Linked DNA regions of Mus musculus: regions 1, 2, 3, 4 and 6 are each linked to region 5. A link is a loop called in an ENCODE intact Hi-C map of the cell type or tissue named here. Cell type or tissue: left cerebral cortex. All regions are shown on one strand.

Evidence for each region. A loop is a pair of places that touch in the nucleus more often than their neighbours do. Peaks named below come from ENCODE experiments on the same cell type or tissue, not always from the same donor. Only the 100,000 strongest peaks of a DNase experiment are listed, where the experiment ranks them.
Region 1: it touches region 5 in a loop (3-fold over the local background); 2 of 42 quality-filtered maps call a loop at or near these places.
Region 2: a loop joins it to region 5, with 4 times the contacts of the local background. A loop is called at or near these places in 20 of 42 quality-filtered maps.
Region 3: it touches region 5 in a loop (4-fold over the local background); 12 of 42 quality-filtered maps call a loop at or near these places.
Region 4: it touches region 5 in a loop (4-fold over the local background); 10 of 42 quality-filtered maps call a loop at or near these places.
Region 6: a loop joins it to region 5, with 2.1 times the contacts of the local background. A loop is called at or near these places in 4 of 42 quality-filtered maps.

What each region holds. Positions count from the first base shown.
Region 1 is chr14:7,999,812-8,004,811 of GRCm38, forward strand. Abhd6 (abhydrolase domain containing 6) reads left to right here and starts at 3,077. Exons shown (of 9, transcript NM_025341.4): 1 at 3,077-3,152. Gm30244 (predicted gene, 30244) reads right to left here and starts at 4,243. Exons shown (of 2, transcript NR_168596.1): 1 at 4,054-4,243; 2 at 3,681-3,903. In left cerebral cortex, a CTCF peak has its summit at 2,358; DNase peaks (open chromatin) are centred at 1,132, 1,586, 2,094, 3,064 and 3 more places; H3K4me3 peaks cover 2,886 bases; H3K27ac peaks cover 3,315 bases.
Region 2 is chr14:8,090,766-8,095,765 of GRCm38, forward strand. Htd2 (hydroxyacyl-thioester dehydratase type 2) reads left to right here. Exons shown (of 6, transcript NM_001348727.1): 6 at 1-1,081. It overlaps Rpp14 (ribonuclease P 14 subunit), which reads left to right. Exons shown (of 6, transcript NM_025938.4): 6 at 1-1,081. Among named protein-coding and RNA genes, the nearest start is that of Pxk, 4.9 kb to the right of the region's middle. In left cerebral cortex, a CTCF peak has its summit at 1,923 (motif pointing right); DNase peaks (open chromatin) are centred at 1,954 and 4,884; H3K4me3 peaks cover 50 bases; H3K27ac peaks cover 327 bases.
Region 3 is chr14:7,962,262-7,967,261 of GRCm38, forward strand. It overlaps Dnase1l3 (deoxyribonuclease 1-like 3), which reads right to left. Exons shown (of 8, transcript NM_007870.3): 8 at 2,926-5,000. Among named protein-coding and RNA genes, the nearest start is that of Gm45521, 7.5 kb to the left of the region's middle. In left cerebral cortex, a CTCF peak has its summit at 2,390 (motif pointing right); a DNase peak (open chromatin) is centred at 2,400.
Region 4 is chr14:8,344,167-8,349,166 of GRCm38, forward strand. It overlaps Oit1 (oncoprotein induced transcript 1), which reads right to left. Exons shown (of 10, transcript NM_146050.2): 10 at 4,782-5,000. Among named protein-coding and RNA genes, the nearest start is that of 2610318M16Rik, 21 kb to the right of the region's middle. In left cerebral cortex, CTCF peaks have their summits at 2,618 (motif pointing left) and 4,928 (motif pointing right); DNase peaks (open chromatin) are centred at 2,620 and 4,950.
Region 5 is chr14:8,171,813-8,176,812 of GRCm38, forward strand. Pdhb (pyruvate dehydrogenase (lipoamide) beta) reads right to left here and starts at 1,180. Exons shown (of 10, transcript NM_024221.3): 1 at 1,079-1,180; 2 at 952-1,005. The coding sequence starts at 1,120. In left cerebral cortex, CTCF peaks have their summits at 1,035 and 2,017 (motif pointing left); DNase peaks (open chromatin) are centred at 2, 1,281 and 1,943; H3K4me3 peaks cover 1,972 bases; H3K27ac peaks cover 1,503 bases.
Region 6 is chr14:8,252,604-8,257,603 of GRCm38, forward strand. Acox2 (acyl-Coenzyme A oxidase 2, branched chain) reads right to left here. Exons shown (of 15, transcript NM_053115.2): 2 at 4,099-4,332; 3 at 3,392-3,554; 4 at 3,052-3,203; 5 at 2,591-2,698; 6 at 840-959; 7 at 280-395. The coding sequence starts at 4,258. Among named protein-coding and RNA genes, the nearest start is that of Acox2, 3.9 kb to the right of the region's middle. In left cerebral cortex, a CTCF peak has its summit at 2,966 (motif pointing left); a DNase peak (open chromatin) is centred at 2,973.

The DNA of each region.
Region 1 (5,000 bases), 170 kb before region 5:
TCTCACTCTGCTTCTTCCTCCCCATGTTTTCTGCAATGTGTTGAAGCAGTCAGTAGCACACAGCACCTCCCTGACCGGACCTTCCAGCCTTCTGAGCCGAGAGACAAGATGAACCTAGTTTTGTTGTTGGTGGTGGTGGTGGTGATGGTGGAATTGTTTATTTGTTTTGTTTTGTCTTGTATTTGTTTCATTTTCAAGACAGGCTTTTCTCTGTATAACAGCCCTACATTTCCTAGCTATATGTATATAACTAGCTCTGTAGACCAGAACTGGCCTGGAACGCACAGAGATCCACCTGCCTCTGTCTCCTGAATGCTGGGATTAAAGTCAAGCAGCCACCACACCTGGCTCTTGTTTCTTTATAAATCAGCCCAGTATTCTGTTATACCAACAGAACTCAGACTAAGAAAAGCATGAAAGGATGACCAAAATGCCTTCTGCCTTAACTCAGAGTTAAGGAATTAATGGGCTTGTCTTCAGTTTCACTGAGTTTTCTGGGTCTCTGAAATATCTGTATCCAATGGCCAAAAGTCAGTCACAAATTTGAATTGCCACACTAAATCTCTAGCTCAAATCGCCTTGCGTCCCATTGGCTACTTTAGACTTTCCAGTTTGCCCAAGCGTGATATCAACTCAGTCCCTAGGGTACTAGTTTTGCAACACTAAATAAACAAGTCACAGGCAAATCGGAATTAATTGATCATTCTGGCATTAGGGTTAGGTTAGGACGCAGAGGATGGGCAAGCAAGAAGTAGTAGACATAATATTTATTTTACCTAAGAATTTCTTAACATGGATAAATGTAAGAGGTAAATGCTATACTGTCCCTATTGTATAGTAGGGTATAAGCTGGAGCTGAGAGAGAGTAGACAAATTCTCAGAGTGTCCATTGAGTGATCGGCAGAATTGACATGCCAGAGACCAACCAGTGCCCTCATCCTTTGCTTTGCATTGCCCTAAGGAGCTCCTGTGTAAAGGTGGTACAGAGAAAGTCCAGAAACTGTATTTAGAATTAATTCTGGGACTAAAAGCCAATTCTCTACAGAAAGTCAGTGGAAGCTGTTTCCATGGAGACCCACTCACATCCAACCTAGCTGTGTTCAAATGTAGCCGCAATGGTGAGGAGGCGTCGTCACTAAAATGAGGTGCATTTCCAACAGTCCCCCCAGTTTCTCCAATGTCTCCCACAGGTTGTGAATTCAGTGGAGTCTTTACCTCAGCCTGCAGCATGTGTCTCACAAAGCCTCGGAGGTCCTCCAGAGCGCCAGGTTGGTTGACAGGCCCTTATCACCCCTGCAGTGACTTTGGACAAGTTACCCAAAACTGAGGTTCGGTTTCCCTATGGTTAAACAGCAGACTCACAGGCTGCCGCTGAAAGCAAGGGGGTTAATGCACACAAACCGAAACGTTACGCCCAAACTAGGGAAGGAGGAGAAGTTCCGCCAAAGGCTAACTGCTCACCTGCCCTTAACCAGACCAATCTGCTTGGGACCTGGCCTGAAAAGGGCGGAAAGCCGATCACTCTGCTCTCTACCAGCTGCTTTCTTCTAGCTCTCTTCCACAGCACCTCACTGGCTGTGTTTCAGCATCTGTCACCATTCTCACTCTGAGCTCAGCCTGTTCCCTGCCACTTCGGGATCAAGTGGCTCACACACTGGAGCTGTTTCCACTCCCCGTGCAGCCCACTGTGCCGCCAGCTGCAGTGATAGGGTTACTTGTTTGTTTGGCCGCCCACACAGATTGTCCTATGCTGCTTTGTGATTCACTGTCCCCTCTAACCTCAGTTCACAGGAGAGGGAAGTAGGTGTGCTGCTTGCCTGCCTGCCTGCCTGCCTGCCTGCCTGCCTGCCTCCCTCCCTCCCTCCCTCCCTCCCTCCCTCCCTCCCTCCCTCCCTCCCTCTCTCTCTCCCTTCCTTCCTTTCTTCCTTCCTTTTTCTTCCTTCCTTTCTCTTTCTTTCTCAACAGTTTCGTTGTCCTGCAACTCACTCTATAGACTCAAGAGATCCAGCTTGCTCTGTAGACCAGGCTGGCCTCAAACTCAGAGATCCACCTGGCTCTGCCATTGGAGTGCTAGGATTAAAGGTGTGCCCCACCACTGCCCTCATCGGCTTCTTAAAAATCCATCTCTGTGCTGTGCCTCATGTGTGAACTACTGTGCTCCTGTTCTAAGTCCTGAGGGCTCCCCCCCCCCTTTTTAAAATTAGGGATGTTTTTGCTTTTCTTGACTCTGCTCATTCCTACGGATTTTAGAACAATCTTATGTCCCTTGAAAAGTGCTGTTGAAACTAGTGCTGCAGTTACCCCCAGTCTAACTTCAATGCTTTCCTGAGCCCTGGATTCTGGCTGCATCTAGTAACCAGGGGGAGCCCTTTGTTAGAAATCAGAGTCACACCTCAGGGGTTCTAGATCTGCTTGCCTCTCTGCCCTACCTGAAGTGGGACCTTCAAAAGCATAGGCTATTGAAGACCACAGGGATGTTTCTATTTGGCACGATGAGTGGCCTTTTCTCTTGATCTGGTCACTTGAACTAAATTGCGTTATTGGGTACATTTCATTCTATTCTGAACCGCGTTCCCCTTGGAGGACTTTTTCAACCAGGAGCTTTTTTATATGGTGCTGAGAAGTAAGTCAGGATTGAGTTTTGGATTTGCTTTGGATTTCCTAAGCTCTCAGGGCCAAGACCCTGCATAAATCTTTTTGGTGTGATACTCAGTAGTGCCAGGCAAACAGTAGATGCTCAATAAACGAAACAGTACCCCACGTGCTTCGTGGCTTCGCAGGGCAGAGTGGCTATGCCTGCGCCCTAATGACCCCCCCCCCCCAGCACTTTTTGTGAAAGGGATGATTCGGCTTGGCCAATGGGTGCTCGTGCGGAGAGGCGCTCCGGGGAGGGATACTGACTGTATCTCCGGGTTTGATATTTTTTGAACCGGGGATGGGGAGCGTCCCCTGGAGAGCGTCCTCCAAACAAATTCCAGCTGCTGAGACGACGCCTGATGCGGGCTGGGAGGGTTTTTCTGTCGGAGGGCGCGAGCGAGTGCGTTGCGCCTTTAAGGAGTCAAGCCAAGCCCACTGCCGAGAGCGAGAGTGCGCAGGTGCGGGGACCTGGGACTGGAGGGCGGCGAACGGGCAGCAGGACCGCGGTCACTGAGGTAGGTCTGGTGAGCGAGGCAGAAGGAAAGGCGACGGTGGCTACGCTCTTAGGAGAGGGATGGCAGCCTCCCATTCCTACGACCTGACCACCTGCTCCCACTTTCCGAGACCAGTCCCTTCTTCACCCCAGCATCGCAAGGGTGAATGCAGATAAGTCCCAGATACAAACCTCCCTTCGTATTCCATTTTCCCGCTCTCTCTTAAGGTGCAAATCCCGGGTAAAGGCCTGAGACGTCCCCAAGCCGGGTCTCGTCGCCACTGGTTGGCCGCCTGCCAGCCTCCTTAAACCCAGGGATAGAGTGAGAAGTGGAATCTGCATCCTATTTCTCTTCCTCCTCCGGATGCTCCGCGCTTGTAGCAGCCGCGGTGCCTTTCTCCTAGTGCCAGGATGGATTTAGTCCCGCGCTCCCCCCAACTCCTTGCTTCCTACACCACCCTGGAGCAGGGCTACAACTCGCTCTCCTGGTACCAGGGAATCTCGGCACCCTTTTGAGGATTCGTAGTCTCGTTGATTTAAAAAAAAAATGTCAAAGCTTAAAGACCTTGTTTTTGGAGTTTGAGAGAAAACTGGGCAGGCAAGATGTAAATCTCTGTGGCTGATGGTAGAGGAAGAGGAAGACCCTACCTCGTGTCCTTTGAAGTAGGGTCAAAACAGGCGCAGCAATGGGAAGTCTGCAAGCAGCTGTATGGAAGGAGTTCCGAATGTCTGGGAGTGAGTGTTCAGAATGTCAGGGCAAGCGTGCTTAGGATCTGAAGAAGAGGCGGAAAGGGGGGAAGGGGAAAATTGGATTTTTGAAAGAGAGCTCAGAAAAGCGGGTAAACTGAGCAGTGAAGACGTGTAAGCAGCCGCTTTGTGGGGTCTGTATGTACTTATCTCATGAAGGTGATTATTGTACGTACCATTACCTTAGCAGTCTTCAGGCATATCAGCTTTGCTAAGAGGCGGTCTCCTGGCTAGGTGACTGACAAGTCCAGTTGGATCAATTCTTAAAGACCGTGCTTTACCGGGAGGAAACGCGGTCTTTTTCTGGGAATCAACAAAGACCACCTGCCTCTAGCTTCCTCCCCTGCATATGGCACTTGAAATATTAAAGAAAGGCAATTATGACGCTTCCTTTTCTTAAAAAAAGAATGCGTTGCCAGGGATACCAGAGGTGGAACCCAAAACTCATGATGGGAGGGGCCAGTCCATTCTCCAAGTCCTGTCTGGCTGTCTAACACTCCCAAATGACCTAGTCCCAAATGACCTAGTCCCAAATGACCTAGTCTCATGTCACCTCCCCTACCATGACCAGACTTCTGTACTTCCCCTAACATCTCTCTTCTTCCACTAATATCAAATGTGCCTCCTTTCAAGTTGTGCTTCCCAGCTTTTGGCGGAGTCAGGATGCTGGTCTAACTACTTTGACAGCCAGAACTCGTTTTATCATCCCCGAGGCTTTCTGGTCATCCTAGAGATGCAGATTGTGAAATGCTAGCTGCAGGACAGAGCACATGATTCATTCCCGGGTCCACAGATCTAGGGAGAGACCACATCCACGTAGTGGGGCACAATCAGTCAGCTGTGTGTGCAGGGGATAAGTATTTTGAGTTAGGTGCTAGGTGGTTAACAAAAGGAAGTCCTGCTCTAGCTGGGACCTTGAAAACAACCATTGCTTCACTCCCTGCTCAAAAATCCCTTGTGACTGCCCGGCTGCTCCTAGCTGGTATTGAAAAATTGAATGTAATTATAATGGCTAACATAAAGTTAAGTACTGACTTCCTGGCTCTGTCCTAAGCCACTTAAAGAATGTCACTGGAGTTACTGCCCTGATAGTACCACAAGGTGTGTGTCTGGTTGATACAAT
Region 2 (5,000 bases), 81 kb before region 5:
TTAAAAAAACAATTGAGAGGGGCTGGAGAGATGGCTTATCAGTTAGGATCACTGGCTGCTCTTCCAGAGTATCTGGGTTCAATTCCTAATACCCACATAGCTGCTCACAACTGTATGTAACTTCAGTCTCAGGTGATCCAACACCATCTTCTGGCCTGTGCCGAAACTACCTGCACATGGTACACAGACATACATGCATACGTGCAAGCAAAATACAAATACAATAATAGTAAGATAAAAATCTTTTTAAATTGGGAAGACTATCTTCATGTTTTACTTTCAGAATTTGAAACAGTTATATTTGTATTTGATAACGTCTACGTCAGTGTTGAGGGATTTTCTTGCTGGATTTATACCACCATGTATACCAAGTGCAGCAATGCAAGTATAACTGCAGCAATGCAAGTAGAGCCATCTCTGAACACCTAATTCTGAGACCCTTTCTCAGCGGCTTCTGGGCTAGGCTTATAATTCCTTACACCAAGATGTAATCTTTTGTTGCATGTGGTGCCACTGGCCTTTAGTTCCCACTTAGGAGGCAGAGGCAGGCAGAATTTAAAGCTAACCTGTGTGCGTAGCAAGTTCTAGAACAGCCAGGGCTACATAAAGAGACCCTGTCAAACCAATAAAAACAAAAAATGACATTTAATTCAAATTTCTCTGTAACTTGCCTTTCAGGGTTTTGCTGTTACTGGTGAGGGGTTTCCATGCAGCCACGACTCAGTTATATAAAGTCCTAGCATGGCAGCATTGTTGGAAATAATAGAAACAGAATTCATCAGAGGGCCGGGCCTAGAAATATTAGCCAGTGTTCTCCTTCCATGTGGCTTCCCATGAGTGAATTGGGTGACTTTTCTGAATTGGAAGTTGGCTGTTCTACATTGATCAGGTTAACATGCTGATCTTTCAGAGAGCTGGCCAATCTGTTTGTTAGTATTTTAAAACCGAAGGAAAGCATCTGGAATGTAAAGGTGCTGTTTTAAGGGTTCTAATTCTCTCCCGCTCTTGAAAACGTGGATCTACTTAAAAAAAAAAACAAAAAAAGCAACAACAATAAAACTATTATATGTGTGTGTGTGTATATACCTTTATGTGTGTGTGTGTGTGTACACACATAAAGGAGGCAGGAGGATCTCTTGAGTTTGACACCAGCCTAGACCCTACCTACCCTAGTTTCAGGACTACCTAGACCCCGTCTCAAAAAGAAAAAAAAAAGTGTGAGTGGGTGATGGCAAAGGTGTGAGTGCGTGATGGCAGAGGAAGGCCAAGCTTTTGGGTCTTTTTTTCTTTTTTTTTTTTTAAGAACTTGGAGTTATGGGGAGAATGTGCTAAATGTGTTAGTATTAAACAGTTACCCTAACAGCCAGGACTTCTTAAATATGTGCCGTGGTCTACCTGTGCTCGGTAGGTTAAATGGTAACTGATCATAGCTAGATGCTTTGATTAGAAATACAAGATCAGCGAGGCATGGCATCTCTTACTATTATAAAACTTAGGAGCGTGTGTCACCTGCTCCATATTTCCTGGAAAAGACATTCCTTCTGTGTCATCTTAAGCAGATTTTTGTGGGTGTGTGCTTGTTTGTACATGTGGAGGCCAAATGTCAGGCTCGGGTGTCATTACTCTTGACAAGATTAAGATTCACTTTGTGTTTTTGTCTCTTGCTGGCATTAATGTCAGTAATTAAATGAAGCTGGCTGGCCAGTGAGCTCAAGGAATCCACCTGTCCCCACTTCCCCAAGCACTGGGACTTATCTATAAACACAAGCTACCATGCTGGTTTTTTTGGTTTTTTGTTTGTTTTGTTTTGTGTTTTTTTTTTGTTTTTTTTTTTTTTTTTGTAAACATGGATTCTGGGGGGCCTCTTGGTTGCTCAGCAAGGCACTTTGTCCTGAAGCAGTTGAATAGCTTACTAGAAAGAATTCTTGTCACTAGAGGGCAGTCATGTGTCTAAAATGAGTTATAAACTTATTGTACCTTCTTCCAGTATGTGAAGGGGTGAAGAAACCCCCCAAATCAATGCCAAGAGCAAAGGTACTATAGTAAGTCTCAGAATGGGCAGCATTGCAGGCTGAGGTCAGCTAACAATGACTTGGTTGTAGGCAAGTCACTAGACTCAGGCCTTCAGTGCACACTCCTGCAGAACGCACCTTTCAACTGGGAATTTGCAGCAAGACCCATAAATGGAGCATGATATGATTAATCGTAGTAGCCACCAGGTTTTTACATTTCTGATAGGCTAATTTTAATTCTTGAAACAGCTTTATAAAGTTACTAGCTCCGTGTTATTGACAGAAGCAGATGGAGTTACTAGCTTGTCTGAGGTCATTCAGGATCATCCAGGATACAGGCTTGAGCTCTCTTTTTCTCATCACTGGATCTTACAGTGTTCTCATTCCTGGAGTACTTTCCATTTCAATAGTATTTTGTTAAAATAAAATTCTTAAATCCATTCAGATTGATATTCCCTGCTATAGTTGTAGCATTTCCCTATTTTATACCTATGGTTTCCACCCAAAACCTGCCTCTCACCCTTTACCCCCAATGATGGTCATGCCTCATAGTCTAGGCTGGCTTTGAACTCAAGACCCTCTGGTTCGGGCTTACAAATGTGTACCACTGCTCCAAGCCACCTACCCTTTTCCTAAATGCCATTCAGAGATTGTCTTCAGAATGTGGAAGCTCTAAGGATCAGTTAGATGACTAGAAAACTAGAGCCAGGCACAGTGGCTGATGACTCACTAACCGGGGTAGGAAGATCTGTGTCTTTCCCAACCCATCAAAAGAAAAGTTATGCAGCCCAAATGGGAAGTGGAGAGAGATGTCACTCTGTGACTTTAAAAGTAGCTTCTCGTTTAGAGCATTTCCCCATTATCAATAGTCTGGGGTGGCCATGACCTTTGATCCCTAGAAACAGAGTAGAGTCTCTCCACGTGGTGACTCAGAGCCAAGGCCATGGAGCTGCTTGTGCTGTGTTAGAGCAGCCAGCCGTGAGGAGCCCACAGGAGGTGCCAGGAGTGACCATCTTACAAGGAAAGGGGCTGATCGCTGGGAGAGAGCCTTGGTTGTACGGGTCACATATGGAAGTGAGTGCAGAAGTAATGACTGAAATAGCCCAATTTGTCTACCGCTTTCCATATTAGGGGCATTATAAGCCTGCGCTTTATGTGATACTTGATTGCCACAGAAAGAATAGCCATCTTAAGCAATTTTAGCCTAATGTACTGGAAAATTGCTTAACAGACTGTTAGAAGCATTTCCATATTACTGAAATGCCACTCACCCCACCGCCACCCCCACCTCACCTCCCAGCAGCAAATCCTAGATTAATGGGTAGTGCCCCCCTATGGCCACCATTTATCTTGTGGACCTGACTTGTGTGTTCATCCAAGAAAAAAGAAATCTCTAAGTGCACACCAGCACCTCTGAGATAACCGTGGGTTTTCATTTTGTGCCAAACTATCAGTCATTTTTCTTTCATGTTCCTAGAGTATAATTCACAGGCCAATTTACTCCCTGAGAAAATTGCTGTTAAATCGCTTCTATTGAGGATTTATATTAAAACAGTCTACCAGGGGTTGACTGTCACTGCGCAGCTTGCTGCTGTGACTGCCTTGTGTGCTGGCTTAGCTGATTACCTAGTTCCAGGCACTGTGCCCTCACTCCTGGGTTACACTCCCGGCTGGCTGCGTGTGTGACCATCTCGGGGCTGGCTGCATGAGCATCTGCCACATGGCTCCAGGTACTTCACTCTTTACTCCCTTCGTGCATCTGGTTTGCCAAGAGCAAAAGTCTCAGCATCTTCAGAAAAATTTGGAGTTGGTGCTGGATAACCAGCTGGCAGAAGACCCAAATAATGTGTCCATCAGTTAAACAAGATGAATAGATTCCACAAACAATTTTTTTTTGTTTTGTTTTGTTTTTTAGTTTTTCAAGACAGGGTTTTTCTGTGTAGCTCTGGCTGTCCTGGAACTCACTCTGTAGACCAGGCTGGCCTCGATCTCAGAAATCCGCCTGCCTCTGCCTCCCAAGTGCTGGGATTAAAGGCGTGCGCCATCACACCTGGCTGCCACAGACATTATTTTTAAAGTGGCTCTTAGCTGTAAACCATCGTGACCTTATGCCCCTGGACATATTTTTCCCAGTGTTGACATAGAAAATGTTAGCATATGAATGACTATTATGAGTAAAATCTGTTGCTCAGTGTCCATCCCATGATTATTTGAAGAAATAAAGTCATTTGGAGTTGTAAGACCACCCTGCCTAGGAAATTCTGAGTTTTCACAAGCTTCTGTGATCTGATTCTGTACAGCCGTTGTCAGGGCTAGAAATTTCCTCACTAAAATCCATTATGTTCAATCAATCTGGCCAAGCCTCAGATTGTTAGATAAACAGCCCATGAGCTGTCTAAACATTTGGCAACATAGCAGAATATAAAAATCTTTTTTTTTTTCTTCTGCTGGCCTCCAAGTAGTTGTATGTATGCAAAGAGGCAAAGCCTCCCATTTTCTCATTCCTCATCAGTTTATGTGGCCCAGAACTGGAGACACAAGCCTGTTTGATTTAGAACAGCTCTGGTCTGAGAAGAGTTTCCCGAATTCAGCCTGTGTGACTTCAAATGCTAGACAGCCAGGCACAGAACATCTGTAGTCAGCCACTCCAGAAGCTCAGGCAGGAGGCTCGCTAGGTCTCTTAAGAGTTCAAGGCCAGAACTCCAATTAAAAAAAAAAAAAAAAAGGAAGGAAGAAAAGCCAAATGAATATTGAGGTTGTGTGAGGCTTGAAGCCCATCTGTCAGGAGGTTGGGCAAGGAACTCACTGAGTTAAGTAGGAAGAGATGAGCCCAGCAAAAGTGTTTGTCCTGAAGGGCTTCTGGAAAGAGCCAGAGGAAGGAAACCCTGACCCTGTCCCTGGCTTCCATCAGATGTTGCTCACTTTCAGTTTCCCTTTCCTGGTAAAGAAGACAGGCAAGTCACAAAGTCAAATCTCGTGCCGCGTGCA
Region 3 (5,000 bases), 210 kb before region 5:
TGACATTTACAACTTTGCATTGTGAAGTCGGGGCATTGTGGTACTCTCCAATCTAGTTAAAAAGGCCGACCGTCAGTCTGAAGAGAGTGAACTGGACAAAGGAGTCTCTCAGGAGCCACCTCCAGAGGACTCTCCAGCCCTTTACAGATTTGTTCCTTTACCCTGACATTTTACAGACAACTCACTCTTGAAAATATTGAATAAACGAACTTAATCTGGTTTTCCCTAATCAGACTTGAGTGAGAGAGAACAAAAAACAGACAGTGTGCCCAAGGACCAGAGTGGAAATTTGCTGTCCTGGGACTCACCCAGCAGCCTGACGTGGCAGAGTTGCTGGGAAAACACCTGCTGAATTTACTCAAACACCAGCAACCACTGGTCTTACTGGAGTCATTGGGGCCTCTGCTGGGCTCCTGGGACAGAAGAGGGCATATCTTGGGACTCAAGAAGATGAAGAGAGGTCTGTAGTGAGGAAGGACAGTCTTGGAGCAAGCTCCCTGGGGCAGGTCACACTGACAGTCTGTCAGTCATTAAAGTCTCATTTAGCAATCCTCTGGCATGGTACTTGGCTCTATCCATGAATTGTGATGCCTGTAGCAGCAAGTCCATGTTGCTCAGAAGAGGACCGGCTTCCTCAGTGAACATGCTGCACACCAGCCTGACACTACTAAATGACCATCCAAGGGCTGTTTCTTCCATTCTCCCAGGGGCAGTGCCATATAGCTAACACCATCCTAAAGGTGTGGGTCGAGAAATAGGTTCATCACTAACGGCAGCTGTCCTCAATTTTTATACCTTAATCGCCCCTGGAAGGCCAGCCAAGAAGTACTGGAGGATGGGCAACTAGTTCAGAAAGTAGAGGCATTGCCTGACACACGCAAGGTCCTGGGTTCAATCCCCAGGTCCCCAGCACCGCAGGAAGGAGGTTTGGCCACATCCAGTGTTTGGCTGTGGAAGCAGAAGGATCAGAACTCCAAAGTCATCGTCCCTGTTTACATAGCAAATTCAAGGCCAGCCTGGGCTACATGCGACCATGTCCTAATATGGAAAAAGGAAGGTGGGGAGCGACCAGGAAATACCTCAGCAGTTAAGAATGCCTGCTGTGTAATCCTGTGGACTAGACCGCTGTGTTTACATAAGAAGCCAGACATTTGCCTCATACCTGTAACGCCAGCAGGGCAGTCAGGAGGATCACTAGGGTTAAGTTTCAGAGAGAGCCTGCCTGAAAGAAATAGGTGTAAAGTCATAGCGGATGATACTCAGCAACCTCTTCTGGCTGTAGGCATGCAGAGTCCCTCACGTATGCTCGCAGACATTCACACAGAAAGACCAAAAAGGGAGAGAGGAAGGATGGAAGGAAGGAGGGACAGAACGAAGGAAGGGCAGGCAGACAGATGGACATTTGTATATTTAATAAACACCCATATGGGACTTGCAGACATTTTTCTAAGCTTGCATCTCCAAGTGAGTATTCATGCACCACATGTGTAACTGAGCACTTTAAATGTCTTTCCCACATTAAGATGTTCTCTGAGTGTAAAAGGCTCCTGGGTTTTTGTTTGTTTGAAGATTTAGGGTGGCAGGAAACGTGAACAAGACCACCAGTAATTCTAAGATTGCAAAGGCAGAGTGTTTAAATCCATCTTCCTGTGAAGGCCTGCAGAGTGAGTGTTTTCAGGCTTGTGAGCCATCTGGTCCCACTCATACAGATGTTCAACTGTGCTGCTGTGTGGCAGAAACAGGCCGGAAGCATTGGAAAGCACTGGGCATAGCTGTGTTCCCATAAACAACAAAAATCAAAACCAAAGGCACATAGGCTAGATTTGACCCCCACACATGGACCGTCGGGCTTCCATTTATAAAATACGTTTTTGGGGTTTTTTTTGTTTACTTTTACTTTTAAAAAATATGGCTGCTAGATCATTTCAGGTTGTGTATTGGCTGGTGGGTGTTTGTTTCAGACACATCTAATCTGATACAACTCAGGGTTGACGACGATGAAGGACGCATGTGAGAACATGTGCGTGTATGTGTGGGACAAACGTGTGAATTTCCACAAGTGACATCTGATGCTATCCACATTCTGTAGTTGAGAAGTCAAACAACTTTCCCAAGGTCACACAGCTAGAGAATACAGAGCCCAGAGCACGAGAGCCTAGAGAGGACTCCCTATGCCCTACTCTTGCATGGAGTCCCGACACAAAGGGCACTGGCTGCTTCCTAGATCGTCATCCTAAATTACCTTGTTATTTTATTTATTTTTATTTTTATGTGCATTGGCGTTTTGCCTGCATGCATGTCTATGTGAGGGTGTCAGACCTTCAAGTTACAGACTCTTGAGAGCTGCCATGTGGGTGCTAGGAATTGAACCTTAATCAGAAGTTCCCAGAAAAGTCACCAGGTGGCGATAGAAGACCATGTATGCTGGTCTTGGCCCAGACTTTCCCTGTTGGAGCTCAACTTGGGTTCCCTCACCCGAGTTAGAGGATGCTCAGGAGAACATGACCTTTGGAGGCACACAGACCTATATTTGATTTTGGCTCTGCTGGCAAAGGCAATTAGGTATCCTGTTAGGACTCTCCTGGGCCCTAGCTGGACTTCCATTCCTAGGTTCATTCCTTTATCAAAAAAAAAAGTTGAAAAATTATATTTTATATCTATGTTGGTTACAAAAAATTAGCATTGTATAATGCATTTTTTTCTTCAACTAGAAATGTATCACTTCTGTGACCCCCTAAAATTATTGTGTTCCCCAGTACACACCCAGAACCTGTGCCTACCTGTGTCTAGTAAACGTCAGCTCTGGGCTCTGTATTCTCTAGCTGTGTGATCTTGGGAAAGTTGTTTGACTTCTCAACTACAGAATGTGAATAACATCAGACATCACTTGTGATCAGAATTCCATGAGATGGTTAAGGCTACAACTTTTTACATCGATATTCTAATTTTATTACATTTATTTATTGGGGGCATGTTTACATGTGGAGAGATCTGAGAATGGCGTGATGGACTTGACCCTTTCCTTCCATCGTGCCCATTCTGGAGATCAAATTCAAGTTGCCAGAGTTGTCAGCGAAGGTCTTTACCCTCTGAGCCATCCCACTGCCCAGGCAACACATTTTTAGGGCACAGCCTAGAGGCTGGGGCTGGGGCCCAGCAAGTAGAGTGCTTGTGTAGCACACACAAAGTGCTTGCTTAGTCCTGTCTGAGCACTGCATGAAACGCTGAGTGGTGGCTGGCATCTATAAGGCTGGCACTCATCCAGTGGGAAGGTGGAAACAGGAGGGTCAGAGTTCAAGGTCATCCTCAGAAAGGAGAGAAGGAAGGGAGGGGGACATAAAAGCAGGAGTTTGTACAACACTCAGTCAGGAAGAGTGAAAATAACTCCTCTGTCTGTCTGAGTTTGGCAGAGTGACAGCTTGCAGAGACCCTCATTTGTATCTCTAACCTGCCACTGGGCAGAGGCAGAAGAGCATTAGTATGGGTCGAAACTTCAGGGTGTCTGGACCCGTTGACTCCCAAGCCAGAGGCATGGAAAGGGCCTTTTGATGTCCAGTCCACCTCCTCCCCATCTCCCTGTTAGTGAGTCCCAAGCCCATTGCCTGGGACCTGGGGTTCCTCTCCTAGCCACATCAGCCAGGGAAATTTTGGTGCTTGGGTGCAGAGGTCAGAGGACCCATCTCTCCAGAACTGTCTCATATATGAGTAGCATACTTTACCATTTGGGGACTGTAAGGTTTCTAGGTATGGTGAACTCCTCCAAAGTCTCAACAGCTTTGCCATCTTCCCCGAAAGACTACGTCATCGCCAGACAATAGAATCTCAGTAAGAGATGAGCCGGGCATTATCTCCTCCAACTTAACCGGGCACTTTTGATTTTATTCCCTTGGCAAGATGGTATATAATCCTACCTATTAGCTCCACCATTTGGAACTGTAGTGGTTTCTAAAGGTTCACATAGAAAAGACTTGCTGATATACCAGATCAGGATGCTGTTGGGAGATGGAACACTTGTAAGAGGTGGAGCTTGGTTGGAGGTCATGGGAGAGACTGTGTTCTGGAACAGAAACTGGGTTTATGCCTCCCCAACCCCATGTCTCTTTATTTAATGTGTATGAGTGCCTTTCTTCCTTGTATATTGGCCTGTGGAGGCCAGAAGAGCCCACCTCATGTGCATGTGGTGCGTGTGTGTGTGTGTGTGTGTGTGTGTGTGTGTGTGTGTGTGTGTGTTCTACCACACACTCTTTTTCACTGACCCAGAAACAACAGAGTCAAGGGCCATAAATTGAAACTTCTGGAAGCACAAGTCAAAACCCAGCCCCTCCTTTTAAGATGATCTGGGATGTCTGTTAGGAGGAGGATGATCTCAGAACATGTCAGGATGACGGAGCTGACGAGCACAAAGACTCACAGTCTTCTTTCTCACATCAAAGTCACACAGTTCCCAGTGTGTTAAGGAACAACTCGACCCCATAGTTACAGTGTAATAGACTTTGTATTTCTTCAGGTTACACATGGTGCTTGCTTGTGTGCAGACGCCTTTGGGGAGCCCACAGCTGTGTGGAGGGGTTGCTTCTGAGACTGGGAGTCGGGCCAGACGGGTCACTGTTCTCCACTGTTCCTAAGTACAGGTGCTCATGTGCAAGAGTAAAGAATATCCAGGAAAACAAAGCGAAATGCACAAAAACGGGTGCCCTGCATACAAGCAAGATGGCGCCACATTGCAGATTCCAGGAGTGGCAGGAAGGGAGCAAACACTCAGGTCCAAGCCAGCCAGGGGGGCTTGTGCTGGGGCGAGCTGCAGTGCTGGCCGTGGTGACAGACACTGTGTGGTCAGTGTTGCACATGGGATATGTGACTGGGGACAGTTAGAACAGGACAGGCATGCAAGGTTGAGCCCTTTCAGGGAGGGGCACAGGAGGAAGAGGAAGGGAGAAAGGGAGGGAAGACACTGTTGGAGCATGCATCCAAAGTGAGGCTGGCTGTCAGATAATGAAAAC
Region 4 (5,000 bases), 170 kb after region 5:
GTGTTGGTCCCATTGCAGTAGCTCAGGTGCCCAATGGTGGTGGAGTTACTGAAACAGTCTAAGTATGGAGTGGGTTCTGCCTCACTCTGTGAAAGAGGTCCCGACAGGGGCTGGGGCAGGTTCAGTAGGGAAAGTGCTTTCTATACAAGAATGAAAACCCAAGCTGGATCCTCTGCACCCGTGTAAAACACTGGGCATGTAACATCTACCTATAAACCAGTGCTGGGATGCAGAGGCAGGGAGAGCCCGGGAGCTGGAGTAGTAAGCTCCTGGCTCAGTGTGATAGCTAATCTTGGTTTTCCACTGGATTACATCTGGAAGTGACTAAAACCTAAGCGGTTAGACACACCTGTGAGGGGTTTTTCTTGATTGGATCATTTGAGGTGGGAAGACACCCATAATCTGGATCATCTGAGGCCAGAAGAGCCACCCTAAATGTGCCTCCCCGCCATTTCAGATGGCAGCCTACCAAAAAGGACGTGGAACAAAGAAGCCTTTTGCTTTTTGCCTGCTTGCCTTCACTCTCGATGACAAGTTCCAGCTGAGATATCCAGCCTCATGGACTGAACAGCTACTAAATTTTTGGTCTTTCCATTGGGAGACAGCCATTGTTGGGTGAGCCAGAACTCAGCTATATTAGGGTTCTCTAGAATAACAGAACTTATGGAACAAATAAATATCTCTCTATAATCAGAAAGGGGATTTGTTAGAATGACTTACAGGCTGTGGTCCAGCTAATCCATTCAGTCCACGAGGCTGGATGTCTTAGTTGGTCTTCAGGAGACAACAGTTTCCTAAGGTAGGCTCTGCTGCCAGTGAAGGAATGGATTTGCTAGTGAGGGTGAGAGCAATCAGGCAAAGAGCAAAAGTTCCTTCTATCTGTCCTTGTGCAGGTTTCTAGCAGTGGGCCTGGCCCAGATTAGACATGAGTTTACCCAGATCAAAGGATTAAAGGTCTGCCTTCCCACCTCAAGATCTGGATTAGAAGTGGATCTATTCACTTCGGGTTAAGCAAAACTCCTTCACAGGTATGCCTCTCCATTTGGGGGTTTTGGATAGTTCTAGATGTAATCAAGTTGACAACCAAGTATTGCCACTATGACAGCCTGCAAGCCACTATAATGACCCCTTTGGTACATATCATTCTATCAGAGATTCATTCCATCACGTCTGTTCCTCTAACCCTAACACAGAGAGACGCTGTCTCAAAAACAAAGTGAACGGTGACATTGGAAATCGTCTTATCAACATCTGGCCTCAATATGCATACATCTGTGGGATGCATATGCACATCACACACACACACACACACACACACACACACACATGCTCACACACGTGCGCACACACACACTCATAACACTCTCACATACATACACTCACATATACATATACACCCATGCAATCACACACGCACACACTCACATACACTCACACCCATATGCACACTCATGCACACATACTCACACATACATCACTGCATGACAAATTTGAATTCCATAGCTCTTGTGCTGTATTCTCTCCAGCCCACATTGTGTGCCTTTGCTCCGCACTCCTTTCTTCTCCAGTACAGTCTGGCATGGGCTCAGCTTCCTTCCTGCTGGGAGAGAGGTTGCAAAGGGCCCAGATGGCCATCTGCTGGAGCAGTCAACCTGAAGTCGCCCTCCATCTCCTAATTATCCACTGGCCTTGCTCTTGGTAAAGTAGAAGGGAAGGAGGGCCACACGTTCATTACATTTCCCTCATCTCTCTGGTCTCCTGCTGAAGTCAGGTTTACTGGCTGCATGGGGGCCTAGTGACTGAGCCTTCTTTTGGCCTTTGAAGCCCAGCTCTGGGCAGAAGGACCCAGTGCAATGTCCAGACCACACTACGAGAGCTGGAGGTATGGGACTGTCCTCAGGGAAATGGAGGGCCAGGATTCTGGGTCCCTCTTGGTACTTTCTCACCGGGTGGCTCCACACCCCCTAGCCTCTTGCTTTTCATCTGCAAAATGGAAATAAATAGCTACTCCTTTCCAGTAACCAGTGGGAGATGACCAGGACCACAGAGGGGGCAAGCTTCGGAAAGAGACACTGTGACCAACTGGTTTCTATTCTTCCCAAAGCTACAATGGCATAGGGCTGGGGTGTGGTCCCCAAGGTTCTGTGTAATTTTCAAATGTCATCAGAGGCATTCAGGGGCACACAGAGAAGAGGAGAGGCAGTGAAGAGAGGAGGGGAAGAGAACACTTCCCTCAGAGTGAAGGTATCCGAAGGGTGTGTTCAGGTGGTGACAGACAGTGGGATTCCTGGTCTTATTGGGAGACACTTCACCTGTGTGGGTCTGGACAGAACACTTGACCTTTCTGAACCTTCTTGTGTGAAAGGGAATATTGTGGTCCCTATTCCATGATACCTTGAGGATAAAGTGAGGTAGTACTGATGTTTGGCTCTGGGCAGAGCTTCTAGGAGTCTGCAGTTCTCCAGTGGCAAGGTGCTGCTATTATCATGATGCCAATAAAGTGTTGAGTCTTTCTCATTTTGGTGAGACCCCGAGAGCCAGTTCAAACCGCTTTCCAAGAGTTAAGAGCCAGGCACCTTGTCCTCCTCCCTTTCATTCCTATGCTGCCATCTGCTGGCGAGAATCAGAATTGCAGCTTCAAGAGAGCTCAAGTCACATTTGGCCTAAGGTCACTCTCAGGGTACACAACAGGCCTAGCCCTGGCAGGGAGCCAGGAAGCCCATACAAGCCTCAAATCCTGAGGCCCAGCATCAGCACGCAGAGACTCTTGGAGGCTTGTCTACAGCGATGAGCAAGTCAACCCCAAGTCTCGTCCATTTTACCTTTTGAATTAGACCACACACATGGCCTCTCCTGACTTAGCTCATATCTTGTGCAGCTTCTCGGCCTCCTGGCCGCGACATAACATGGAGTTTTATAAAAATGGTAGACCTAACCATTCCATGTCTAGTTTAAACATCCATGACACCACTGTCCCAGGTCCAAGCTCTCTGCCATGCACAGAAAACTGGCACTCAGCTCATCCACTTACCCTGTAGTCCTCCCAGGCTTTGCTCGCAGACAGGTCTGCCCATCCGAACACACACCTCTCCGTTCCACTGCTGCTAGCTGACTTCTAGGCTCTCTACAGAGGGCTCCTGTGGGTGCTACCATTTGAAGCCATCATAGGTGAGAGGACCTGGATGCGGTAGTGCTGTTCCCCCCTCCTCTGCTGCTTCGCCAAGCTCCTTCATCCCAGGGAGTCTCCTTACTCAGTTCTAAGCTGGTTACATGGTCTCAACCTCCTCTGGTACCCTGTGTAATGTGCACAGTGTCTCCACATACACCCAGATGGCCACCCAGGTCCCTTGAAAATAGTGACCACTGCTAAGGGCTGTCTGCCAAGTCCTATACGCTAACCATGAACTTGCTTTTTGGAGACTTTATTGGCTCCTTTTAAATCTTATAGGCTATCTTTGCTCGTTGTAAATATGCCTTTTCAGGAATGTGTTCATGAAAACTGGCTGCCATGTTCCTCCCATGGTGGGTTTCTGATGCACTATACTGGTGTGGGCACAGGGGTTTTCTGAGGTCTGAAGACCTTCTAGGGTAGTCTGGAACAGAGGCGCTTACTGGAATGGCTGGGCAGCTATCTCCTTCCTCAGCTCAGCTCACTCAAGGCTCTCACACTGGCACTTGTGTCTCACACCACCATGGCCCCTGGTCCAGGGTTCCCAACGTCTTCTCTTCACCAGGCCTTGTCCCATGTAAAGTCTTCCCTGGCAGGGCTTAGATACCACTCAAGACTGGGGCTCTCCCCCAGTAAAGCTCGAAGTCTTCAGCACACAATTCTATGAGCACCTCTAGGATCTGATGTAGAGCAGTGCTTCTCAACCTTCCTCATGCTGTGACCCTTTAATAGAGTTCTCCATGTTGTGGTGACCCCAACCATAAAATTATTTCATTGAGACTTCCTAAGTATAATCTGGCTACTGTTATGAATCAAAATATAAACATCTTATATGCAGAATATCTAATATATGACCCCCTAAAGAGGTCATGTCCCACAGGTTGAGAACCACTGGTCTAGAACCTGAGAACTGGACCCTCTTAGGGATCCTAATCCATAGTCTTATCACCATGCATGTCTTTTGATTATTCTCCTTCATTGCACCTACTTGTCAGCTGGCACTGACATCTTTTGGCCACTGACCCCTTGTGCAGACACAGGTGGCCTCTTGTCCCTGCATGGGGTGGATAAGAAGTGTCCAGGGATGCACACCACCAGCACCCCCCCACCAAGTCTGAAGGATGCCATCTCTGTGCGGTGTGCTCTACAGAGTCCCAAAGTTCACGGTGGAAGCTCACTCTAGTCTCCAGCAGTAGGGTTAATAACACCCCTGATTGGCCGCCCCCTACCCCAAACACAATGCCTGTCCTTGCATGCTTCCTTTAGATTCTGCCTCTCGGGACCCCAAAGCCAGGCAGATGTTTAGAGACCTGTTTAGTACTGCAGACATTTTCCCTTCCTCTTTTGCTCCAGCTCTGGCTTGCCTTAAAAGGGCACATCAAGATGACGGTCTGTGTGCCCTGTTTTCTAGGCTCCCCTGCTCCTGTCCATCTTGGGAACCAAGTTCATTCCTGCCTGCCCAAAATTCCAGGAAACTAGGCTTCAGGCTCCATCCCAGCTGCCAAATGAGCTGTCTCCTACCTGTCCAGACCAGGCCCCTTGTTAACTGAGACTAGACCAGTATGTTCCCAGGGAGAATCACAGCAATGGGAGAGATGGGAAACGTTCAAAATCAGCAAAAATAGAATTTAATTCTGCTCAAGTAAGTGTAGGCAGCCAGTCCTTCTGGAGACAACCATGGCAGTCTTGGAAGGTCTTGTTCTCTCTACCAACAGCCGGTTCCACAGGCCCCATGGCCGCCCATCCTCAAGATGGCCACTATGGGGCAGTGGGAGGCTGTTGCTTCCTTAGACGGGAAGTGAGTCACTGTGTGCAGGGGATGATCAGAGCG
Region 5 (5,000 bases):
TAATCTTCACTAGGCGTCAGTGACAAGCTTACAGAACACTTCTGCTCTACTGCTTCATATGCACGGGCAAGAAAACTGAGCGATTGCTAAACCAGCTCCCAGGCAGTTTCCTACGGAGGAAGCATGCCAGGCTGTTTTACCAATACACTTGAAGTACTAAGACTTAGAGAACTAGCAAGGAAGGTCTAACTATGGATACTAACTACGACTAAGTATTAAGCGTTCACTAGTGCACAACACTTGACATCCACAATGCAGGTGCTGCTATGCTACTACAGTAATGTAGACTGATAAAATCCTTCTAGATATATATATGCCAAAAAAAGCATGTATCTGCAAGCCAATGTTCTCAGCACCGTAACAAATTCAAAAGATAGAAACAAACCACCCTTAAATGAATGTATAAATAAAACGTACAAAGGATATGATTCAACGTTCCAAAGGAACAAATTCTGATGAATGTATTCTACAATGTGGATGAACCTTTTTAAATAAGCCAGACACAAAAGAACAAAAGATTCAACTTATATGACGCTCTAAAACAAGAACTCAAAAAGAGCCAGAAAAGTACAATACAACAGCGGCCGAAAGAGTGTGAATTATTATCGTGTAAAGTTCTGGAAGTTGACAGTGTAGACCGTGAATTCATTCGATGCCACATTTGAACACATAAGATTTCAAAGCTACATTTTACCACAACTCCAGGGTGGGGATTAAAAGTCAGGAAAGCAGGTGGTTGTCTGTTCGACTGCCACCGGCCTCGAAGGGATGGTTACCAATATGAATGGCACCGGGCGAGGACAGAGGCAGCGCGAATCATCCGCAGGACGCGGCCGCTGTCAGGGTCCAAGATGCCACCTGGCCCTGGGGCAGACACGACCCCGATCTCTCAGGCCTGCTCCCGGGCCCCAGGGCTCCCTCCCGGCCTTGCCCGACGTCGGGACCGGTTACCTGCACCGCTGCGGGCGCCGAGCGGTGAAAACGCCTCTTCAGCAGCCCGGAAGCCTGGAAGGGAGAGAAAAAAGGGTTCAGAAAGGGCACAGGGCCTACAGTGGACGCGCTAGGGGCCGCTACCTACCTGCCGCAAGGGTCCCCGCACCAGACCAGCCACCACCGCCATCTTGCCCGTGTCCTCTACTAGCTGCCGAATGACAACACAGAAGCGCCGCAGAGCCCGTCTGACGCAGCCAATAGTAGGGCGTGACACCTTTACGTCCCACCTCTGTTCGGCAAAGCCAATAGAATGGTAACTGAGAGTCCCGTCTTCCTGAGGAAGCCAATAGCAAGGCGCTATTTCATAGGCCCCGCCCCCAGGCTTTGGCAGAGCGCGCCCTCTGGGCCCCGCCTCTGCATGCGTAGCCAACGGCTAGTTTCGACGCCTGCGAGCCCCGCCCACCTAGCGAGTCGCGGTCCAGCAGAGGTGACGTGAGGCTGCTGTTCCTCTCTGACCCGGTGCACTGGAGATAACTTTGCAGACCGCTTGCAGAGGCTGTCATGCACCTAACACGCCCTACACTCAGACTTGACTGCTGACTGCTCACGTGCTGGGACTGAGTCAGTGCAGCCTGATCCGACCGAGGCTGCTAGGACCGTAAAGCCACCCCTTTGCGGGCACTGAAGGACTTTGAGCAACGTGTGAATCTTGCACACACAACAGTGGAGGGTGAACCTACCATTATATGAAGGGCGCTGTAAATTGAATGTGAACAATAGCTTTCATGTAGGCACTAAGCGTCCACTGTGTGCCAAGTACTGTGATGTGTGCTTGATAAGTGCTTTTAGGTGGTTTCTGTTTGTATTATCTCCATCCAGGCGAGAAGAGGTGAGGAGGTTGTTCTGATCTTGCTGAATTTAGATGGCATACCGGGACTGGAGAAGCCTGAAACATAGCTTTAGCAGGACAAGAGACAGTTGAGAATAGATACTTAGATGTGGCCTTTATATTCTGCATTCAGTCTCATCGACTGTAAAAGGACACTGAGGTATGGGATCACCTCCTTCCAAACCTCCCTCATTGCTGCCATCAGGTGGTCACCATGTGAGATATATCAAATATGAGTCTTTCTTTTTTTTTTTTTTTTTTTTTAAGATTTATTTATTATTATATGTAAGTACACTGTAGCTGTCTTCAGATATACCAGAAGAGGGCATCAGATCTCGTTACGGATGGTTATGAGCCACCATGTGGTTGCTGGGATTTGAACTCTGGACCTTTGGAAGAGCAGTCGGGTGCTCTTACCCACTGAGCCATCTCACCAGCCCCAATATGAGTCTTTCTATCAAAAATTATATAAACTTGTGTTTGGGACAAGGACTTCAAATCCCCTCTCCTGCCTTGAAAAACTTTAATGTAAGTGGTTTTGGTTTTTGTTTTTCCTCACAAGGAAGTGTTTTTATGTGTAGTCCTGGGTGTCTTGGAACTCTCTCTGTAGACTAGGCTGGCCTTGAATTTACAGAGATCCACCTGCTACTGCCTTCTGAGTGCTGGGATTAAAGGTTTATGCTACCACCAACCAGTCCATAGTTTTTCTTCTTACCACTATTTTTCTATGGCTTAAATGTTCCAAATTCTATTTACTAGCAACTTAAATATTGCATTCACTACATTGGCTTTAGTGTTCTCATCTATTCAAACTATGAAGTTTGCTTACATCAGAGTCCCCTAACTTCAGAGTATATGTGAACAAAGACACTCTTTCATGTAACCAAAGGACATTCTGGAAATTGATGTAGACCAGGCTGGCTTTGAACTCAGAGATCTGTCTGCCTCTGCCTCCTACTAGTGCTGGGATTAAAGGAATGGACCACCACACCTAGCTTTGAGCAAAAGTTTGAATCTTTTGATTGTAAATGGAAGAAAATATCTAATAAAAAAGTTGAAAAAAAAGTTTGAATCTTCCTTAAGCATAATTTATGCAAAGGCCCACTGCTTTGTTCTTGGAATTCAACACCTGGGGCAATGGGCCTTCCTTTCACTCCTTTCCTCTTCCTCTTGCATTTCCTGATTGCTGAGTCATCTAAGGATAGCCATTGCATCAGACTGTGATTTCAGACTCGTGCCAACTCGGAAAAGAAACAATCACCGCCTGAGTTAGAATGAAGATGAAACGCACTCCCAGTCTCCCTGTGTATTCCCTCTTTCTGAGAACTCCCTCTTGATCAGGAGTAAAGTTCACCTTGTCCAGACACTTCAAATGAAGTGCTGGTCTCTTTCGTTGTGTCCCCAAACTTATTTCTGACAACTTCAAGCTTCCAGTTACCTCCAGCAATGGAGGAAACAGCCAGTGCTTGGAATCCTTCTAGTTCCAGCTGGGTCTAGTCCTTTTTGATAGGGAACAGAAAGGGACATTTTGTGTTCTATATCATAAAGACACACTTGATTGCTCTAATATAAAAGAGAATCCGCCTGTCCATATTAATAGCTTAGTACATATACACTGTATTAAGTCTCAAGCCCAGGACAAGTCTCATTTAATACCTATGACTCCTCTGAACACTTCTCACCCCACCTCCTATCCTAAACCTCTCCCTACCATTTGCTGGGCTTCCTGTCCCCAGCCTGATCCCTATATAATACAGCCATTTGGGCTACATGAGTCTCTTATTCCCAGGTCCTTTCTTGTTCTTCCTCCCCTCTCTCCTCTCACAGCCCAGTTTACTCTGCTGGCCATGTTCAGCCTGGACTCTTCCTTCTGCCTGCTTTCTCCCTATGTCTACAATAGACATCTTCTCCACACTTGAGGCATAGCCATGTTCTCCTTTTATCTCATTTTTCATTCACACACTTAGTGATTTTCTTGGTCTGCGTTAACCCCTCTCCCAAAGCAGACGTCCCTGAAGGATTACAAGGTGGAAACCAGAGGAAACGAACTTGAGCTTCATTGTTTTGTGTGTCTGAGTCCAAATATCCCCAGAGTGAAGAACATCAGCAACGAGGGAGAAGCAGACATCACAAGACTCAGAAATATGGCTGACCCCTGAGCAGGGCAGGCAAGCCTGAGCTCCAGAGTCTCTCTCTCTCTCTCTCTCTCTCTCTCTCTCTCTCTCTCTCTCTCTCTCTCTCTCTCACACACACACACACACACTATCCTGCAGACATCACAAGACTCAGAAATATGGCTGACCCCTGAGCAGGGCAGGCAAGCCTGAGCTCCAGAGTCTCTCTCTCTCTCTCTCTCTCACACACACACACACACACACACACACACACACACACACACACACACACACACACACACTATCCTGCTAGAATCTGCTGGTAGAGGTGAAATATAATCCAGATTTCTAGATTCTTTAACTTAAGTTTCTCTTATTCCCAGCTCTGAATAAGGCACAGTTTTAAGATCAATTCCTGTTTCTGCCTATTCTGTAAGTGACAGAGAACACGAACAGAATTCCAGTTACACTTTTGGTTCATTTCAGGGACACCCAGTGCTTACCAGCATCCCCCATGAAGCCCCTTGATTTCAGATGTTAGTCCCCATGGACTCTTTTTTTTCCTTTGTAGTAGTGAGTTTTTGTCAATTTGAGACAAACTAAAGTCACCTAGAGGAAGAGGGAATCGCAGTTGAGGATGAGAATTTGCCCATCAGACTGGCCTGTGGGCGTGCCTGTGGGCGTGCCTGTGGGCGTGTCTGTGGTGTGATTTTTCTGGACTGGTGTGGGAGGGCCCAGCCCATTGTAGACTGTGCCATCCCTGGACTAGAATAGGAAAGCAATTGGAGCAAACCATGAAGGCAAGCCCGTAAGCAGTGTTCTAGTGTAGCTCCTGCCTCTGCTCCAACTTTCCTCAGTGATGCACTGGGACATGGAAGTATAAGTCAAATGAACCTTTTCCTCGTCCAAGTTGGTTTTGGTCATCATTTTTATCACAGGAACAGAAAACAAATTAGGACAGTTCTGTTCATAGTAAAATATGATTTAATTGTCTTCCGCCCAGCATTTGGGATCTGAATTACAAAGCCAAAGGAGACATCAAGATGAATAAAACCTAGAGCCTA
Region 6 (5,000 bases), 81 kb after region 5:
TTGCTTTGTCACTGTACCTTATGACTACTCTGAAACCATGTGCTAAGTATTTCCTCGTGGGAAGTCGTAGGCTTAGAGTGGCAAGATTTCCCAGACACCATTGTGCTCCTAAGCTCAGTTTTATCTTGACCTGTGGCACCCCTGAAACTCTTTTGGGAGAAGTGGGATTGTGGTCCAAACTCAGCTTTGCTGAGGCAGACCCAGAGCCTGTGGCAGCTGTGTAAAGGGAAAGTCCCCTTTCTAGGCAGTCTGGGTCCATAGCCCTCCCAGGTATCTAACCTCTGCAAAGCGACTGAGCATGTTCTCTCTGGGAACCCTCACGTGGTTCAGTCGCAGGAAGCCATTGTCTATGTTTTCGAAGCCCATCTTGGGGCCTATGTCCCCAACTGTTATTCCTAGAAGAGGGTAGAGATGAGAATGTCTGTCAGTTGAGTGCATGCAGTATGGCAGGTGTGTATGCATGCACACAGACACACACAGACACATAGACAGACACAGACAGACAGACAGACAGACAGACAGACACACACACAGGGACACACCCACCCACAGACACACACATACACAGACACAGACACAGACACAGACACAGACACAGACAGACAGATAGACAGACACACACACACACACACACATACTGTGACTCAGGCATCAGTAAGCAAGCTGAAGTCAGACAGATGCTGAATCTTATACCAGTCTAACATCCAGATCACATTAGCTCTGTCAACTAGATCCCTTCTAGACAAGGGAGACGTATCCAAGCTTCTCTGCGTCTCTTGGAGATTCAGGACTATCTTCTAGGTGGGTGGATGGGTCCTTGAGGAAGCAATGGGGATTACCTGGCAGTGGGGTGTGGTCCTCTAGGCTCCGGATGGGCACAATGAAGGCATGCATGCCATGCCGGGCTCCTAAGCAGATCAAATGGGCTAGGACCACAGCATGGGTGACTGTCCGTCCCACTGAGGCAGAAAGAAGAGAGTCCTATCACTGGAAGCCCTTATGTATCATGTCTTGCTCCTGTCTGCTGGGTTTAGGTTGTTGATAGATGCCTTTGGGTCCTTGGAAAGTCATTGATGACAGAAAAATTCGTCACAAAGATCCTGGCTAGAGCAAAAGTAACTGGCTTGGTAAGGAGTTTGAAGTGAGTAAACTTTTAAAGACTTTTTGTGCCTGACCACAACAGCTAATGGATCACTCTGCTGTCGGCCCCATCATGAGTGCAACCATTTATTATCAGAACCCAGCTAGAGCTTAGCTCTTGGCTGAAGTAAGAGGAGTCTTATTTTCCACATAAGGACACTGAGGCTCAGAGTACAGAGTGACACACTGAAGGTCTGGAGGGGCAGAACTGGAATTTAACCACATCAGCCTGACCCTAAAGATGGGTTTCTTTCCCCTGGAAATTTGATATTGGCTGCTCACTCATCTCTGTCCCCCTTACCTCTCCTGTCCTTGTCCTGTCCTTCTCCTCTTCCTGCCTTGCTTTTCCCGTTCTGTCCCATGCCCTGCTTTCATTGAATGCACATATTTAGTCAGTTTCCACACCAGCTGTTTTGTCACTGGGTCTCCAAATGCTACAGTGCAGTCCTTAGAAATGATGTCTCAAAGGGGCTCTTGGCAGGATCCTGTCTTAGAGCTCAGAGATGGCTGCCACCTTGTATCCATCCACGTGATTGGAGCTTGTCTGGGTGTGGAGTGGCAGGGAGGATTTCTAGTAACTAGTCACAGAGCATGTGCTCTGCTCCAGTAGGTGGCAATCCTACTGTGTTAACTCTGGAGGCTAGATGTTGTTGGAAGCCTTTGGGACACAACTAGGTGGTGTGTGTGTATGGGGTATTGTGTGTATATATGTACACAAGTGTGTCTGGGTGGACAGTGTATGTACTTTATACATGTACAAGTGCCTATGACAGGGCAGTGTGCATATTTTTGTGTAAATGTTTCTGCATGGAGGCAATGCATGTGTACAAGTCTAGGTGTGTCTGTATGGGGATAGTGTGAGCTGTGTACATGCATATGTGTGTTTGGGAGGTTGTATGTGTTGTATGTATATGCACAGATGTGTCTGTATGACAACAATGTGTGTGTTGAGTACATGCATATTTGTGGGGGGGCAATTATGTCTATGTATGGGCAGTGTGTACATATTGCCTATGTGTGTCATAGAGCAGTGTGTGTATGTTGTATAATGCACGTGTGTCTATGGGAACAGCTCCTGATGTGTATATCTGTGACTCTGGAGGGCAGTGTGTATTTCTGTGTGTTGAATGCTTGCATATCTGTATGTGGGGGTATTGTTTGTGATGTGTGCATTTACACATGTGTTGTCTGTGGGCAGTGATGTGGCTTGTTCTTAACCTCATTGCCCACAGGTTGGGTGCATTTCCTAATCTACTCAAAACTCCCTTAGGACCTTCCAGTCACTAACTACGGAAATTCTTAGCATCTTATCTATTTCAGTTGATCTCAAAGTGAGTAGCCTAGAACAGGAAATCAACCTGATGTCTGTTAGGCATCAAAGTTAGTGCTACTCAGCTCCGGCTTTGTTTTCTTTGTGGAGAGACAGGGAGGCAGGAAGGAGGATACTCACAGTCCCCAGGCCACCACTTGATGGAAGTCATTGTAGGGCTGTGTATCACAAACTCCTGGGTGGTTGCATCATAGGTTGCTTCGGTCTCCAGGCCCTGCAGGTATGTCCCTTGGGATCAAGGAGGAGAGTTAGACTACTGGACCAAGGTTGGGTACTCACTTGTGAGTAGCTTCTGGGTGGGCCTGGGGCTCGATAAGGTCAGCTCCTGACTGTACTCACAGACGTATCTCCCTTTTATCTGTGGGCTGTGTGAGGACATATTCTGATGCTTCCAAAAGAAATGACTCCCCCCCTACCCCCCGTAACTCATACAGTGCATGTGACATTAGGAAAAGGCACTACTTCCTCAGGACCCTTGACTGCCATCTGCTGGGAGTTTTCGAATTAGTCTGCACATCTATGAACTTGAATAGGCCTTCCAGAGTTGTACAGTACCTCTGCATGCAGCAGCTTTGGCTTACCATGTCCCAGCTCTGTCTGGGCATATGTTGTGATGATTTGGAAGTTTTTGCCGAGTTGGCCCCATTTAGCAATCTGCTCATCTGAGCCCAGGCTTCTGATAGCATTCATGGCAATACCATGTAAGTTTAAGTTGTTATATCCAGCAAGGACTCTGTGGGGGAAGAGACGCTGTAGATGACTAGCCTGTGGAAGACAGGTCACTAAACTTACAACCTGGGTAGGGCTCAGGGGGGAAGAGGCATCAGGCACCCTAGTGTTCCAGTAAGTCCTTCTTTACTGTTTGTTTGGGGTCATGGGTTGCAGGCAAGCCTTTCTGATGAGGCTGCCCTGGATGAGCACCTGTCAGCATAAATGCGTTCAGGACCGTCTTCTGACCAGCCCAGGCTCCAGGCTAGCTTCTCAAGATGGAATCTCTTTTGAACTGCATCCTCATATAGCTCATCTCGGGTCATGAAGTAAAGATGCTTCAAATTAAACACTGGGTCACGTTGGATGAGGCTTTCTGCAGCAGAACAGAACAGAGGGGTTTGGTGGGCTTGGATAAGGTTCCTGACAACATCAAATTTTCCCACACACTCGCCTCATGGTGTTGGAAAGGAAGCCAGCTGTCACTGTCATTTAACAGATGAAACAATTGAGACCTACAAGGAGAGAAATGTGCTTTGTCCACTCCTGCAGAGCGTGACAGGTGTGTGGTGTCAAGGATTAGTTATAGATAGAACTCGGTAGAAGGGCTGACTAGAATTCATAAATCTCTGGGTTTAATCCACAACACTGGTTCTCATGCACCATAGGATCGTGGCATGGTGGCCTGCATCTTTAATCCCAGCACTTGAGAGATGGAGGCAGGAGAATTGGAAGTTCTAGGTCATCCTTGGCTACATCGCAGTCTGAGGCTAGCCTGGGCTACATGAGGCCCTGTCTCAAAACAACGAGCAACAACAACAGAAAGGATTCTTAGTTAAAGGATTGCAGAATTAGTTACCAGACTGTTCTAGAGAAGCAAATAGGTTCAACGCCGGCTCTTGGCCTCCCACTCTGCTTACCAACTCTTCTCCGCAGCTCAGTGTTTGGGATGCCTCCATCAAGGATGTTGGTGAGCCGCTCCACACTGAAGGACGGGGAGTGCCTTTCACTGTCTATGTCAGGGTGCACTTCCCTGCTCCAGGTCTCCCCCAGTGACACTCGATCCCCTGGGTTCCCCATCCTGGATCTGCCTGTCTCAGGAAGGACTTGGCTTCCTTTAGGGTCTGCTCTGAGCACCGGGAGGTACCAAGAACCTGTGTGCAAAAGGCATTGTTTAGGGCTGGGGTCAGCCAGGGCCTTTCTCGGCTAGCTGAATGACAACACACTCCCACCCCGACTTCATGGCTACTGGCTGTGGTCCACATACTGCTCACAAGTGAATGCAATCAATATTGTTCTGTCTGCAGTAGCCAAGGTCCAGACGGTTTGACCACAGAGCTTTCCCATCCTCTGTAGTTTGTAGCACATCTGGGACAATCTTCATGAAGTCAGTGGGGGTTATGTGGAAGAGAACAGGTTGAGCGAGTGACTTATACTAGAGGTGGCTGGAGTCCAGCACAAAGCAGATAGCTTGCTCACACCATACCTTCCTGGGAGGTTCACTGCCTCTGGCTCACTAGGAGGGACCCACACACCTCATTTACTTCTCAATTCCTGTGATATCTATTTGAACACTGTGGCATGAGGCTTGATGGTATAGGTCTGTCATCCCATATACTTGGCAGGCAGAGGTAGGAGGATCATAAGATCTACCTGGAGTACAGAACTAGTTCCAGACAGGCTGGGTAATTCAGTGAGACTGTGTTTCAAAACAGTAGTAGATACCTGGAGAGTGCTTGCCTAGTCTACAAAAGGCCCTGGGTTTAATTCCCATAGTGTAGGAGAAGAGAATGAAGGAGAGGAAGCCTGTAGGAAGAAGGAA